Linked DNA regions of Mus musculus: region 2 is linked to region 1. The links are chromatin loops, found by intact Hi-C in ENCODE. Cell type or tissue: heart. All regions are shown on one strand. Links, peaks and the distances in the headings refer to the core of each region. The heading gives the core; the rest is flanking DNA.

Region 1 (8,337 bases), core at 95-8,094:
CCAAGGTTTTTCTTTTCTTCCTTTTACTTCATCAAGCCATCCAGATGCCACCTTTCTGGTTCAATTCCCTAAAATCTCCCAGGTGTGACGGGTTGTGCTTTCCTCTCGGTGGAAGGACTGGTATCCTCATTAAGTGTTCCTGGCAAATAAAATGCATCGACAGTCTAGCGAGTGTTGGTTGTTGTTGGACCCCAGCCAATCCCAGGAGTTAGACTGGATCCTGTGCCGACTGGGTAGTAACTGAGAACACAGCAGATGCAGGAAACCCCCCGTGTTCTATTAATTATGGGATAAGTTCCTGGAGATGTTTTGGTAATATATTCCTTACGTTTTGAACTTTTTAATTGTGTTTCTGTTGAGTGGAGTTTGCTTCAGAGGTAGGAAATCTAACAACAAAAAAACCCTGGACATTTTAAAAAGGCTTTTATAAGTAGAGTAGAAAAGTCACATTAATCTTGGTTGTTGATTTTCCAACAAGATCTGGTCTTCTCTGATATACTTCCAAATCTTTTCGATCTATCCTATTGCTTTTTAAGGTTCTACAGCAAGCATGTTTTATAGACATTATATTCAAATGATAAATCCACCGCAGGCAATCGCAGTTTACATTCTGTAGTTTCCATCTTACAGAAACTGAAAGTCACAGAGATGTGCTTTTATGCATTGCATTTTAAAAACCTGGCCATAATGAGTTTGTCGGAAGCCTCAGTGTGTGCCACTTGCATTTTCCCTGAACTGCAAACCATGTTGATTTTTTTCTATTTGAGTACAAGATGAAACTAAGGAAAGTGGGTCTGCCCCACTGAAAGGGGTCCACTAATGGCTGGGTGCCTGAGTCATGACCAGGAAACCACTTGCCCCTTATGGTGGCTCAAGGAGACAGAGGAAGCTTCCTACAGCTCAGGGAAGTGACGAGCAAGTTTCTTGTTTGCCTTCTGAGCAAGGAAGAGAGCAGCAGGGGGTGCGGATGAGGCTGTGGACTGTGCCCCAGGGACTAAGTTGAGTACCCTGCTAGCCCCTCCATCCTGAAGCATTGCCAAGGGCAAAGCAAGCCTCTTCCTTGGACGGAGACCGATGGGATCTGTAATCCAACTGTTGTCAGCAGCAACAATGAACACTGGACATTTGTGTGTGCGTCTTCCCACTGCATGGTTTTGCTCCATCATGTAATTAATAGCCCAATACATACATTTTGGCTTGAGTAGGCTTTTCTAGACTGAATCAGGAAAGACGGCTCAAGAATTTATTTCTGTATAATAATTATAAGCGACGACTTACATACAGGCAACCACCACCTTGCATATGACCTTTGCATACATTAGCCTGCTCCTAAGTTCGAGGCTGCCTACATAAGTCAAGTTGATGACTAACCATGAGCACATAACAGCAGCAGGACTTTAATTTTTTTTAAATCTCTCGTGTGTAGGCTATACACAGTGCCTCTTTTCTTAGACCCATAAACTGTTTCTCATTCCATCTTTCCAGTCTTTCCTTGACTCGAGTGGACGAAAATGTCCTAATAATGCCTTCTCTTTACAGAGACCTCACTTCTCTGCAGGGAATACAGTCTAAGACCCCCAGAGGATGCTTGAAACCTCAGGTGATACCAAACCCTGTCCATTGCTAGCTAACCCTTGACCCAACACATGGAATCCTGGTTGAATCTGAACTGTCTTCCACAAGCTTATGCTTTGAGCTTAAATGGTGGTGCTGTTTCATGAGGCTGTGGACCCTTTGAAGGGTACCTCTATGATGTGTAGGTCGGTAGTAAGAGGCAGGACTTTGAAAGGTATGGGCCTGCCATTGATTGTCTGCTTCCTGGACCACTCTAATGCCAAGAGCTTCCAACTCATACTCCTGCCATCAGGAACCCCATGGCTTCTCTACCCTCATGTGTTGAGATCTCTGAAACCAGGAGTAAATCTCTCCTCCTTTACTTTGTCTATTAGGCATCCTCTCATAGTGATGCAAATGTCACTAGGCACATGTATACCAATGGTAAGTTTAGTATATAAAATAGTAAGATGTTAATAACAACTAATAGTAAGCGATTATGGTAATAAACTATAATGAAATTGTCAGTGCTGTTATGCTTGTGCTTTAAGGGCAATCGTTAATTAAGATGAGGATTACTTAAACTTGTGGTGGCTCTCCAACTGATCTGACAACCAAGATGGCTGCAGAGAGGACACTGGACAAAGGGATGACTCGCATGTTGGGCAGAACGGATTGGCATGGCATAACACTTTATCACATTATCTAGAACAGCATGCAAAGCAAGACGTATGAATGATTTACTTCTGGATTTTTTTATACTTCTAGACCATAGCTGCCTACGGGAATAATTGAAACCTTGGAGGGCAAACCTGAAGATAAGGGGGGGGGGGGGCTACTGTAATGACTGACTGGAAGATGCCAGACAGTTGGGCTCTGCTGCTTAATGTATGTTTCCTGTAATTATGATGTCCACATCTGCAAGGCTGATAGCATCGCCCACCTTACAGATTAGAGATGGGAAGATCAGAAAGGTTGAGAAGTCTAACCAAGAATACAGCCAGAATGCAAATGAGGCTGTGGTTTTAACTGAAGACACCAAAGCCATCATGCCATGTGCTTTAGTCTATGTTCCCTCACCATGGCTAATTTGATACAAGACCTCTCTCTCTCTCTCTCTCTCTCTCTCTCTCTCTATATATATATATATATATATATATATATATATGTATATATATATATATATATATGGTTTTAAAGTTTCTGTTTGATTGATTGATTGATCGGTTGTACGTATAGATAAGAGAACTTGTAGGAGTCTGATCTCCCCTTCCACTACACAGGTCCCTGGAATCAAGTCAGGCCAAGGTCATCACGCCTGGCAGCAAGAGCCTTTACCCTCTCTGCTAGCTTTCCCCTCTTTATATGGATTTTGAAAAAAATCTAAATATGTAAGGGATCATGAAGATTAAGGAATATTTTGTTTTATTCACCATTAAAAATATCTAGAAAGCTACTTAGCACATTACATTTAAATATTTAAATGAATGTATATTACCTGCAACAGACAACTACACTTTGGGATTTGGGGTTATCCTGAGCTGGGCCATCTTAGAGAGGGAAGAGAAGGGATAGAGCTCTAAAATCTTCAGAACAAGAGTTACCAGGAAGGTGTAAGGCCGGGTCTCCAGTAGCGCCCTGGAAAACATTTCCAGCCACTGGACAGGCTCACACATCAGTGGGATGGGAGCACTCCGAGGCCTAACCAAGAAGTGACTGCATGGTAGTTATATAAACAGTGGCTCAAAGCCATGTGTTAATACTAGCCTGGTGAAAGTGGGCTCTTTGGGGAAGTCTCTCTTAACTGAGACTCTTATGTCCTTTACAGTCTGTCAGAGTTATTCTGTCAGTAGCACCTGGTTGTGCTCCCGTGGCTTTTCAGTCATCCACTCAGAGGTAACAGCCTCTCTCCATCAAATTTTGCAAAGTTGATTCTGTCAACAGAGTCCCGACCTTTCTTGACTGAATCTACTTTTATAAACCTGAAAGCTTTCCCCACATTATCTCCTAGTTTTAAAAAACTCCAAGAAAACATGTTAGAATATTAAGTGGATAACTGAATATTCTTCAACTGGGACATGGTGAGCTAAATATCACTTGTAGGCCAAATCCAGCCCAGAGTCTGCCTGTGTAAGTGTCATGTATTGGAAGACAGACATGTGCTTTCACGTGTGGACTTCCCAGTTACAACAACAGTACTGAATTAGCTCTTAAGAGTCTACCATATGACCCACAAGGCCAAGGAAATTTACCATCTGACCCTTTACAAAAAGCGTTTTCTGACCCCATCTATACTCACCAATTCTTAATAATTTGCTATTTAAATTATTCCTCTCTCTAAACACAGAAAAACATTCATGGTCTCCCCACCCATCCCTCCTCTCCATTCCTGTTTTATGCCCTCGTGACCTTCCTCTTTTACATGTGAAAATAAATGCGTGCACACAGACGTACACATGCAATTTTATTTGAGCCACTTAGAAGTGGTGTTATAGGAAACCTTAATAATACACCCTAAACAACCCCAATGTATACTTAAAAATAAGGCATGCACTCACTAATTAAATTTCACTGCATAGCCTTATTTGATTTTCCTTCTAGAGTCTGAAATTCAATTAAGGCTCATGTACGATTTGGGGGAAGCATATATCTTTGCTTACCAGAGTTTTTTCATAACAATGAATTTTTTCAAGTCCCTAAAAAACAACCCCAAAGATTACCAAGTCTTGGTGGAATCATTAGCTCTGTGTAAGTGAGACTTACATATAAAAGTCATTGTAGTAAACTGTGTCTCTCATTTCTCCTATGGGATCGAGACAGTTATGTGGTTTCGTTCTGAACTTGAGCTTCTAAGATGTGGCCTTTACTTGAAACTGTAACGTGGAGACATCTCAGTGTGTAGGAGAGGCGGATGAGAAAGGACGGGATGCCTCCTGTGTAATTAAGAACATGGTCCTTCCTGCCTGCTCCTGTGGCTGGCCTCTGTTAGTTCTTGGCTGGGTGGCTCTTCCTTCTGGCTTTGTGTCTGACTGGGGCTTGGCTCTTCTCCAGCATCATTAGGTTACAGCAAGGAGTTGGAAACAGACCTGCAGTTATTTAAATCTTCCAGCCCAAGTTGTTCCTGCTGGCTGCCATACAGAGCTTGTATGTTTGCAGGCCGTGTGCTGAATAGTGCGCTGTGTTCCAGGGAGCATGTGTGCATCTGGGAACTTGCATCGAGAGAACACCTTCTTGTTTGTGCTTGAGATCCAGGATGCCACAGTCCTAGGGGACTGCGTGCTGGTCAGAGGCCTGTCCTTTATTGTGGTCACTGATGATCTGTAGAGATTGCCGGCTCACTTTCTTACTTTCCTGAGAGGCACTCTCTTCAAGCCAAAAGTCACTCGGATGCTCATTGGAGCCCAGCTGGCATCTGTACTAGTCATTGCCTTGTTTGCAGTTGCCTTCTCCAGTAAAGAGTATGTTTACTCCTCTGAGATGTGGACTCAAAAAGCAGGGGTATGCCTTATTTTGGACATGGCTGCCTCGGAGCCAGTGGTGTCTTCAAGAGTTTCAGAGCCAAAAAAGAATGGGAGAGAGACAGAAGGAGACAGGACAGAGAGAGGGGGAAGAAAGGGAAGGACAGATGAAGGGAAAAGGAAGGAAGGGAGAGAGGGATGGAGGGAGGGAGGGAGAGAGGGAGGGAGGGAGGGAGGGAGGGAGGGAGGGAGGGAGGGAGGGAGGGAGGATGGAGAAACATACTTGTGTTCTGGTGAGAGGCAAAGCAGGAAAGAGAAAAATGGAGAGGAGGAGGGAGGTATGGAGGGAAAGAGGGAGAGATGGAAAGGAAAGGGGATTTCAGGATGGATGAATAGGCATAAACAACTAGAAACCAGAGAGGTGGAAAAAGAATTGCTACTCAGGGGCTTAGAGTTTGTTCCTCTGGAGAGACCCCATTTCCATGTTTGTGCTGAGTTAGCTGGGCCCTGGTCCTAGCTGGTTGACTCTGTGTGATGCATAGGTGCTCTGTGCCTCCTCCACTGCTCATCTGGGAAATGGAGACAGTAGTGCCCAATTCATAGGGTTATTTGGATGGTAAAGGATATGTCCCGCTGCTTAGAGCAGGAGCAGCTGGGGTAAATGCTCAGCTACAGAGGCTACAAATGTGCCATCCACGTTACGCATGCCTCAGGAAACCCACCAGACCAGTCTTCTCCTTGCTAAAGCAGTCACTGATCTGGAACCTGCTCTCTTGACTTGAGTAATTAAAATTTGAAAGTCGAAGCCAGTGTTAGAAGAATTCACGGGTGTGTTTCGAGTGTCAAGTTGACGAAGTACTTTCCCAGTTTTCAGACAGACTCTAGCAACTTTTATGTAATGAATGCTAGGGCTAGTGATCCCTTTAATTATCTCTCCGTGCTTTTCTAACAATCATTTATGTAAATGCACCAATTAAGAACTCTCATTCACCATGCCTCTCTGACTAGCTCTCCCACTACAGTGGCAACCCCCCAAGTCCTAGTACATCTGTTGTCAACCTTCCTGACAGTTTTTCATGTTGTGGTGACCCCCCCCCCCACCATAAAGTTATTTTCACTGTTTTGTGCTATTATGAATTGTAATGTACAAGTTTTGGGAGACGGAGTTTTGCCAAAGGGGTCATGACCCACAGATCGAGAACCTCTCTTCTAGGGAGAAGGCGTCAGAGTTTTGCTTTCTGAGAAGCCCGGTGGTCCAATTTGAGGAAAGGTACATGTTCTGAGACTGGGAGAGATCTGAAAGAAAGCAAATGGGCTGGTGTGTTGATGAACTCAAGTACATTGAGAAATAGAAATGCTGGTGAGGACAGACAGACTGACAGACAGACAGACAGACAGACAGACAGACAGACACACACACACACACACACACACACTAGCTGAAAAAGGAATTGAAAAGGAATCCAAAATGATTTACTTTGCAAATGAAAATTGAAATCTTAAGGCAAAGTAACTTTATTAAAAGAAAAGATGTAATTAAAGTCATTCCCTGGCTACTCATGGTAACTCATGCTTGTAATATCATCACTTGGGAGGCCAAGGCAGGAGGATTACCAAGGCTGGGGTGGCCTACATATGGAGTTCAAGACTAGATTGGGTCATAGAAGAAGACCCTATCCCAACATACAAAAGGAAAGTAATTGGCCAATTAATTTAATAACAGAATGGTCCAAGTATACATTGAAAAATCTGGGTCCTTTGAAAGGGACTTGATGTATTTCTTACCACTTTATCCTTCCCTTGATTTATTTATTCCAGGACAAAATTTTGTAGTGAAAAATATATCGTTGAGAAAATAAAAACTCAGGAGTTAGGTATGAGCTACTAAATTTAATTATTTAAACAACGTGGAAAGTGACTAAAGAAGAGAATGCCCAGGAACATCAGATACGGGACAGCATCAGATCAGTTGTGGCAAGTGCACAGTTGTCCAAAAGAGGCCATGTGCAGAGTGGTGCAGGGCCTGTGAATGGTGGCACTTCCTGCCTCCACAAGAAGCCCAGAGCCTCATCTAAGATGGAAACCACACTGGGATGAAGGTGTCTCCACTTTAGAAGGGGCTGCCCTGTCTCCCCACTGGTCTCCCATCTTTTCTGCATACTGTTGACTTCCTTCTAGCCCTGCTCCCAACTGTCTTCTTCCAGTTGCCAGTTGGGTACTCAGCTCTCAGACATCCAGCCACTGACTCCTGCAGCCTGTTAGCTCCATCTGTAAGACCCTCTGAGATCAGTTCACTCCCCACAGCTCCAGCTGTCCTGTGGTACTGACCTTAGACTCATCAGACATACCCCACTGTTTTGCAACCTGTGTCTCTTGCTGATTGCAATTTTGAACCATTGCATTATTGTTCTAGGCTGCAGATCACTCATCTGTCACTCAAGGATAAGGAGCATGGGAATTAAATAAATTAATGTAATAAATGCAGCCTTGGAATGATGTTGGTCCCATAGTATGGGCTATAGAAAGGTCAACAACTATCTATAATTGCTCTTTAGGGCCCAAGCATGTTAAATTTTTAGTGTCACATCAAAAATTACCATTAACTAACATCTCACAGCAATACCCATTTATTACCTCACATTGTCTATGGATTAGATGTCCAGATAGGATGATACTGGGATTTTTGCTCAAAATATCACAGTACTGAAATCAAGATGCTGGTAGGGCTGAGACTCTGTGCATTTTTCAAGCCTATCCTAAGCTCATGGCAGTTAACAGAATTCGAGCTTTGGTAGCTGTTGTGTTCGGGGCCAAGCAGGAACTCTTGTGTCTCCTTCTGTTTAAAAGATCCCTACGTGTATCATTGCCAATCAGATAATCTTTCTCTCAGCTAACTTAGAGGCGATTGTTTAATGCCATAACCTTATCAGGACTGTGGGTTTTCACTTGTTCTCAAGGGGAGATTACTTAGGGTGTACATCTGGAGATGAGATTCTCAGGGGCCCGAGAGTCCTGCCTACACCTTGGGTAATTAAAAATCTCATTTTTGCCATTCTCTTTGAATACCTGGAGTGAACCTGGCAATCACCACACTGAGTTCAGGTATTTAGTTTCTTTCAGCATCCAGAGGTTTTTGTATTGGTGTGATTCCTGAAACTAACACTCCTTCTTGTCCTATTGGTTTTTTGTTGTTTTTGGTGTTTTGTTTTGTTTTGTTTTGTTTTGTTTTGTTTTGTTTCCAAACTGATGGAGTCAATCAGTGCCTTTGGAAGTTGCTCGAGAGGAGGACCGTTAGGGATTTGCAGCAATACATCTGTTGACCAGT
Region 2 (8,337 bases), core at 294-8,293, 52 kb before region 1:
TGAATTAATTATCCACTGCTGTGTAACAAATGGCTGACCCAACTCAGTAGCTTAAAACCACATTGGTTATCACATAATTCCCATGGGTTAGGAACCTGATCGAGGCTTAGAGCAGTTGCTAGTTCAGAGTCTCTTTCATGAGGGAGGGGATGAAGAGAGGGAAGGAAGGAGAGAGAGGAGGAAGGAAGGAAAGAAGGAGAGAGGGGGAGGGAGAGAGAGGCAGAGAGGAAGGAGGTGGGGGAGGAAGGATGAGAGGGAACACAAATGCTTAAGGTGGAAGTTATTGTCTTTTATACCTTAATCTCTGAAGTGGTACTCTGTCACTTCTGCCGTACATGTAATTAAAAGCAAGACACTGAGTCAACCCCACACTCCAGGAAAGTATGTAAGGACTTGAAAACCAGGAGCGGTCCTTGGGAGCTGTGGGACTCTACCTGTCACAGAGGCTGACATTATTGTGCATACACTCTTTCTCCACTTGGCTTGGCTCACCCCTTCTTGACATCACTATGATGTGAAAGTGATGCCCTTTCAGTAGGATCTATTCTTTGATGATATTTTCCTGGGCTGCAGATGCACAGTATGGCTTTCTAAATCCTGACAGCAACAGGAGTCACAGCTTTCAGTCAGCCACAACATAAGTAAACATCATACTCACACACTACTGTGTGCCTTGTCCTCGGGTGTGCTGTTTGGTGAGGTAGATGTGTTCATTGGATTTTCAACTTATGATGTGTTTGTCAGGACTTATTCCCTTTGTAAGCTGAGGAACGTTTCTACTAACCTGTAAATATTCTTATTCTTCTGGAGACATGTACTGAGGTTTGATTTGTGGCTATGTATGCTATGAGTGAATTCTCAAGTATACCAGCTCTTGTGCAAACCTTGCTCCTTAATTTAAAACTATTGGTTAAAAAGAAAAATGATGACAGCCAATTACTGGAGGGAATGGAGGTAGGTGGATTTTCAGATACCTGGTTGGGGAGTCACAGGTAGAGGGGAGAGAAAGAGACCACAGGGAGAGAAGAGGAGGACGAAGAAGGCACCATGGAGTAGGTGGATTGTGAGCACCAGGCCACAAGGGCCAGCCAGTTAGAGTAGGATCAGCCCAGGTGTAACATGGCAAGTGATATCTTGGAAATATTGACAGAGAAATAGACAAAATATTATAGAGGGTTGATATCTGCCCAGCTCAAATGCTTTAAGGCTTATTGCAAATATAAAGGTTTTGCGTCTTTTATTTGGGAACTAAATGATCTAAGGTGGGGTAGAAAAATCCCCAAATAATATTTACCTCAAGAGACATGACCATAGTGTCATAGCACTTTAAAGATTACAGTTTTCTGGCACAGCTTCTTGTATGAGATCCAACTTAGTCCCTTGTTTTGTTTTTTGGTACTATTTCCTTGGCATGGGGGAGGGGGGAGAGGTGGTTCACATTGCACCAAGAAGAGATGGTTTGTTCTCTCTTGTCTTCCAAGAACAAATCTGCTTTTGCTATAAGTCATAACCCGTAAGTTTTAGAGGTCGTCCTCCCAGGAGGCAAAGAAACAAGTCTAACAGTGAGGAAGCTACAGAGAGCTAATGAAGTCTAATATGCGAGGATGACCAAGGAAGGTGACTTGAGATTAAGATCTGCTTTGGAAAGGTGAGGTGTGACCAGCGCTCCTATGAACACAAGACACATCAGAGTTGTAGAAAAGATCTTCTTGTTGGGAGTGTATAAGGTCAAGCCAGAAGAGCTTAGATGCTATCTGAGAGCAACCAGTGTTCCCATATGACTTATCTGGAGCTAAGGGTCTCTGAGAAAAGTCATTTTTTTGGACTTCATTGTTTTGGAATGAACCAGAAGGAGCACATTGAGACCAGAAATCCCATCTTGGTGGAGTTGGACCTACTGAAAGCAAAGGACTTCTGTGCTACAGATAACTCTGCATCTATGTGGGGCTCTCTAGCTTTCCATCACTGTGAATAAATATCAGAGACAAAAAACCTACAGGGAAAAAGGTTTTATTGTGGTTCAGTTTCATAGACTTCAGCCCAAGGTTGGATGGCTCCATTACTTGGGGCTTGATGGGGGCAGAGTTACAGAAGCCGGAGTGTGTGGCAGAAGAGACACCTATCTTCATGGCAGCAAAGAAGCAAACAGTCAGAGAAAAGACTGGTGAAAACATTTCCGTTAATGGCATGTCTATAGTAACCTGTCTCCTCCTCTTCTCGGCCTCACCTCTTAATAACCTATTCGGTGATGACTTCATCAAAGTATAAGGTAGTATTCTCATGATCTAATCACCTCCCAGGTTTCACCTCTTAGTACTACTTCGCTAGGGACCAAGCTTTGAACACATGAACTCTAGGGAGACAGTTCAGATTTAAGTACTTACAAGTGTAGGAAGCCAGCTATGGGAAGAAACCAAGCATCAGTTGATTAGGAGACGAGAAATCCCGATGAGAGTTGATACACACCTAAGCCTAGATGAAGGGCCAAGGGGAACAGACATGGGAAGACAGAATTTGTCTCCAAACACAGTAAGCCATCATTTTATGAGACATAGCATTCGTAAGGGTCTAGCTAATAAAAGCCACCTGCCAACTCAATTATGACACAATGGTAAGGCACCAGCAATGGAAAGACGCAACTTTATTTCAGATGTTAAAAATATGTACATGTTGGACTTGGTAAAAACACAATAAATAATGCTAGGAAGATGACATTTATGTTTGGGACCTGAGAAACTTGGAGCATGCTAATGTTCTTAATAGGAATCATGGGAACAGGGGATGAGAAGTGGCCTCCAAGAACAAATATCAATTCTGTTTTGGACACACCGACTTGGCTGTCTCTAAGAGACAGTCATGTGCAGATGTCTGGCAGGGTAAAGGACATGTTAGATTGAAACCTGGAGGGGGAACATGAGAAAAGTTTGACTCTGTTAGTGAATGAAAAATTCTGACATTAAATCTTCATGCTAAAGTGTGCACAAAAACCAAATTAATTTCCTTTCCTATAACCACAAAATTTGAATCCCTCCCTCTGATTGTAGTTTTTAATCCTTGGGTGCGCTTGACAAGTCCTGAAGGGACACAAGAAAAAGGAGAGAGAGAGACAAAAGGGACTTGAAGCCACTGGAGAAGTCATGAAGTGTTGGACTTAGCTTTGCTTGACAAGTCCTGAAGGGACACAAGAAAAAGGAGAGAGAGAGAGAGACAAAAGGGACTTGAAGCCACTGGAGAAGTCATGAAGTGTTGGACTTAGCTTTGAAAGCATGCCAGATGGAGACTTTGAAAGTCCTTCACCTAACTGGTTGACAGCTTGTTAGGTAGTACCCACCTGGCTGATGCTCTAAGGGCTGCTATCCCATGACTTTTACTGTTAGTGGAAGGCAAGTGTGTTGGTTTCTTCTACCACGATGACACGATGGGTAGCTTGAGCAATAGAAATGCATTTTCCCACAATTCTGAAGGGCCATGAGTGTCCAAGATCCAAGCTGGGATGAGGCCTGGTTTCTTCTGAATGGCCATCCTTTTGTACTTTTTTACATGCTTGTCTGTGTCAGCATTTCCACTTTTTAGGAGGACACCATCGCAGCTTGGCTTAGGGTCCAAGCAGAGGATTTCCTATGGCGTAATGACCTCTTTAAAGTCAAATACTGTCACATTCTGAGTTACAAGGAGTTGGTTAGGGGGACCTGATGGAGGATACAATTTAACCCATAACAGTGGATAAGCAGCCAAGCACCTAGATTCTTACTCATATGTATTAAGTGACTGGAGTCACTACCTGACGTCTGATAGTCTTTCTGTGCACTATAGATTATTTTCCTAACATGTTTCCATGATCGTTTTTGTGTCCCCACAAAGACAGGAGTTACATATAAAAGTTCTGTAAGTTTTTTTTAAATCTTCCCTTAGGTTTTTTTCTTCTTCCTGTTTCTGGGGTGGGGGTGGACCCAAATCTTTCTTTGAAGAAAGAGCTCAGTTGTTTTCCCTTATCGTTCCCTGGGCAGAGTTCAGCAGCCTGTGACATTACATCACTTCCTTGCTCTTCCCCTTTGGGAATAAAAGCTTCAAGTATGATCTGTGAGGGAAAACATACAAGAACAGGGACACATGTTTTGGTCTTTGTCTTACCTGTTTTTCATAGTCATGGCTTGCATAACGAAATTTCTGTGGAACTAATTCTTATACATGACTTTCCACTCAAGTTCATGGGGTTTCTACAGTTTAACAAGAACAAAAACACGTCCCAAACCACTTGAAGGCACGAGCAGTAGACCATGCTTGGCTGGGATAGCATTGCCCTTCCAGTGCGTCTTCCTCTGAGACTGTTTTCATAGGAAGTTTGTCTTGGCCGGCGTTTCAAAAGAATTGTTAGACACCTATCTGATCATTAAGTGGCTTCCTGCTAGAAGCTTGGTTCTACATTGATCTAAAAATGGAACATTAATTTCTCTCATTTTCGCCCTCTCAACAATGTATAATATGCAATAACCAAGTAAAGGCCTTGATATTTAACTTGTTCTTCCAGAGTTCAATTTTGCCTACCTTAAAGCAGTGGTTCTCAGCCTTCCTACTGCTGTGACTCTGATACACTTCCTCCTGCTGTGGTGACCCCTAAACCGTAACATTATTTTTGTTGCTTCTTCAGAACTATAAAACTATAACTTTGCTACTGTTATGGATTGTAATGTAAATATCTGATATGCAGGATATCTGATATGTGACCCCTGTAGAAAGGTTGTTTGACCCCTAGAGGGTTTCAACCCACAGGTTGAGAACCACTGCCTTAAGTCTTTTGTTCGACTTAAATATAGTTTTTAAAACTGTGATGACTAACAGGCATAGCAGCACAACCCTGTAGTCCTAGTTACCCAAGGAGAGGAGGCAGGAGGGTCACTTGAGGCTAGGAGTTCAAGACCAGCCTGGAAAGTATAGTCAGTCTTCCCCAGCCCCCATATAAAGTTAAAAGAAGGAGGAAGAGGAGGAGGAGGAGGAGGAGGAGGAGGAGGAGAAGGAGAAGAGAAGGAGAAGGAGAAGAAAGAAGAAGAAGAAGAAGAAGAAGAAGAAGAAGAAGAAGAAGAAGAAGAAGAAGAAGAAGAAGAAGAAGAAGAAGAAGAAGAGGAGGAGGAGGAGGAGGAGGAGGAGGAGGAGGAGGAGGAGGAGGAGGAGGAGGAGGAGGAGGAGAAGAAGAAGAAGAAGAAGAAGAAGAAGAAGAAGAAGAAGAAGAAGAAGAAGAAGAAGAAGAGAAGAAGAAGAAGAAGAAGAAGAAGAAGAAGAAGAAGAAGAAGAAGAAGAAGAAGAAGAAGAAGAAGAAGAAGAAGAAGAAGAAGAAGAAAACAAAAGCAGGGTGAGGGATACAATGTTGTAAAAATAGGACTTAACTTTAATGGTCCTCCTCACATAGCTAAGCATGAGGGAAAAAATAGCAAAGTCAAGTAGAAAAACAGTCTACAAGATTCCTGACAGTGTTCTTCACGACTGCCAAGGTCATTTTTTTTTTTAAAGCAAGTTTCAGAAACAAGGTAAGTCCTGACTTGCTGAAAGTGTAATGTGCTATCCTAGATGGTATCAAAGAGTTGAAACCCAGATTCTAGTTTCCAGCACTCGGCCAGAATCTCTTCCCCAGTTGCCATGGTGATCCTAGGCACTGAGATGTGAGATCTTAGCTGTACTGAACCTATTTTTCCTTTTGCAACTCTTCTGTATATTTTTTTTTAAAAACTCTCTCTAAATTATTTTATTTAAAAAGTAGGGTAAATGACAATAAATTTGATAATGATTAAGGAGGGTGCAAAGCAAGGAAAGAGTGGAAACACAGGAGTTATTAATAAGTGCTAAACGCCAGCCTACCATAGGATGTATTGGTGTCAATAAATGGCAGGATACCAGAGTCCGCCGGCCTATCAATCTAATAAACTTTTTATAAGTGATAGATTGGTCATAAACACTGTGTTTTATGGCACCTGAAAATTCCAAACAGTAAATCCACACACAGAATTTCAGTTCACATATTTCAGGACCCTGTTTTTAGAATCTGTACAAAGAAATATTTCATGGCCTTTATGGAGTTTTAATAAAAAACAACAGGTGGAAAATGGATTCTGCAGTAGCGAGAGCGACTATAACCATAAATACTGGTATCTCAGAATTACACCAGCAGAGACTGTAAACACATTAGTCATCCAACAGGGCTGGATTCCATTCTCAGATGTCACCTCAATTCCAGGCACAGAGATTGAATGCCACCATTTAAATTCAAAACACTGAATGGATATGATGATCTTTTATGTTCACGGGGATTCACGGAGAGCTTGTGATAGTTTCCTCGTCTATAAAATAAAAGCTGATAAATCTCATCTCAGCATTGTGGGACCAAGCAAGCTGACACACATTAAATGCCTAAGATGATGGCGGATGGTATGTTTCCAGTAAATCATAGCAGTGCTTCTTATTTCTTAAGCTTGTGTTTATTTTCATGGTTGCAGGATTAGGGGCCCTCTACCTGTTTAACAACACTATCGTTTTATAAATGGGGAAACTGAGGCTCAGAAGGTGATAACTGGCCCGGGACACTGCAGCTGGTTTGTCTCAGAGTTAGAACCTGAAGCCTAATGGCCAGTCACACTGATTTTAGTCCAGTTCCAGAATGGCTGACAATATTGCAAGCCTACTGTGTGCTACAGGCTGTCACCATGTTCTCTTTTTAGGATAGTATTTGGGCTTCTGGATCCCTGGGGGTGTTGCCTCCTCTTCCTTGGAGGGATCGGAATCCCCACCTCCTTTCCCAATAGGTGTGGCAATCAGCTCTCTCACACTTCATTCCCCTCCACATCAGCATTCCAGCTATTGCAGCCTGCCTGCTCTGCTCCAAGCAGGGCTCCATGGTAGTGAGGATCTTGCTGGGCAAGAGAATGTAGGAACATCTGGACTGCTGTGAGGGGCTCACAGGAGGGGAGCTGCACACCCCCCCACCTCCCTGTGTGGGTCTGCAGGAGCTCAGTACAGAGTGTGAGGACATGCTGGGGTGAGTAAATCTGTTATTGGAAAGTATCTATGATCAATGTCCAGGGGAGAAGGAAGGAGGCAATGTGGGGCAATGTGTAGACCCCAATACTGCACCATTTGGTGCCATGAGGGATGTGTCTACACATACAGGAGGTACCTCTCACCTGAGACCTCTCTCTCACTCTTCTGTTGTCTCAGCTGCCTTGCTATGCGTTGTAAAAAAAAAATCTCATTTTCTGGCAACAAAAAGAATTGAGGAGAAAAGTGGCCAGGGAGGAAAAAGCAGTGGCTCTGGATTCAAGGGCTGCATCCCTGACTGGTCCTTGACCATCAGTCACAATCTGTATTTATAGCAGGCATAGAAAGGACTGGAGGGTAACCCTGAGAGGTTTTCTAATAAAACCCCGTCAAAGCTGTCTGAACGCTGAACACTTCATGGCACTGGCTATCGAGGGAAGGAAATTTCTCTTCATCAAATTTATGGGGCTGGATTGAAAACCAAACTGAAACAGCTTCACGAATCACTGTGACAAAATGATTCATCTTCGAGGAGTTGGAAAAATCTATTTTTATCACCTTTATTCTGCCAACTCCTCATTTTTATTCTCTCCCTGAACTACTGTTATTTCCTTCGTGGTGCCAAGTTAAACCAAATATCTCCAGAGGCTATAACCGTCCTCACTGGATCCTTCCAGCCTGGCTGATTCAGCAGAGGGGGAAGAAGGGACTGTTGGTTCTGCACTGCATGAGTGGGGCTACCTGAAGTTGCTGCCTGGAACCTAGAGAGTCTGCCTATGGGTGTGAGCCGCTCTCAGCAACCTGCTTTCTCTGATGGTTTGTTGAGTGTTAGGGATGGCCATTACTCTTCCAGCTTACCCAGCTAAAGAAGGGATATGGATATCCACACCGCTCTTTCAGCCCTCCCTTTTAGTCGGGGAAGGAAGACATGCAAAGACATGCATTAGGACAGAAACAGACCCTGTGACTTCATGCTATACACTTCCCTGTGTTCCTTCGGGTCCCCAGTCATCCATCTCTCTAGCCTCTTGCATGTCCCCAGGATGGTTCTTTGAGAGTCCTAGGAAAAGCTAAAGGGAAGTTTCCTTGGGAAGAACATCAAAGAGAACCTGCTTTCCAGGTTGCCTTGAGTAGCATATTCATCAGCTTCTCCTTTTGATGATAAGATACATAGTAACTAGAGAAACAGCGGGAACAGAGCCATGTAGGTCCAATGCCAGCCTGAGCATTTTCAGCACCTGGTACATAGATATTCAGTAGATATTTGCTGAACAAACGGAATGCAATTCCTCATAACCCCCAGCCTTTCATAAA

What was found. Hi-C counts contacts between places; a loop is a spot of excess contacts. Peaks named below come from ENCODE experiments on the same cell type or tissue, not always from the same donor. Only the 100,000 strongest peaks of a DNase experiment are listed, where the experiment ranks them.
Region 2: a loop joins it to region 1, with 2.5 times the contacts of the local background. A loop is called at or near these places in 3 of 42 quality-filtered maps.

The regions. Positions count from the first base shown.
Region 1 is chr5:66,943,538-66,951,874 of GRCm38, forward strand. All of the region lies in intron 3 of Limch1 (LIM and calponin homology domains 1), which reads left to right. Among named protein-coding and RNA genes, the nearest start is that of Gm33040, 52 kb to the right of the region's middle. In heart, for the core only: no CTCF peak of the experiment used is centred there; DNase peaks (open chromatin) are centred at 184 and 4,594.
Region 2 is chr5:66,891,600-66,899,936 of GRCm38, forward strand. All of the region lies in intron 3 of Limch1 (LIM and calponin homology domains 1), which reads left to right. It overlaps Gm52776 (a long non-coding RNA gene), which reads right to left and starts at 2,612. Exons shown (of 3, transcript XR_003955744.1): 1 at 2,385-2,612. It also overlaps the pseudogene Gm6517. In heart, for the core only: no CTCF peak of the experiment used is centred there; a DNase peak (open chromatin) is centred at 4,332; H3K27ac peaks cover 369 bases; H3K27me3 peaks cover 444 bases.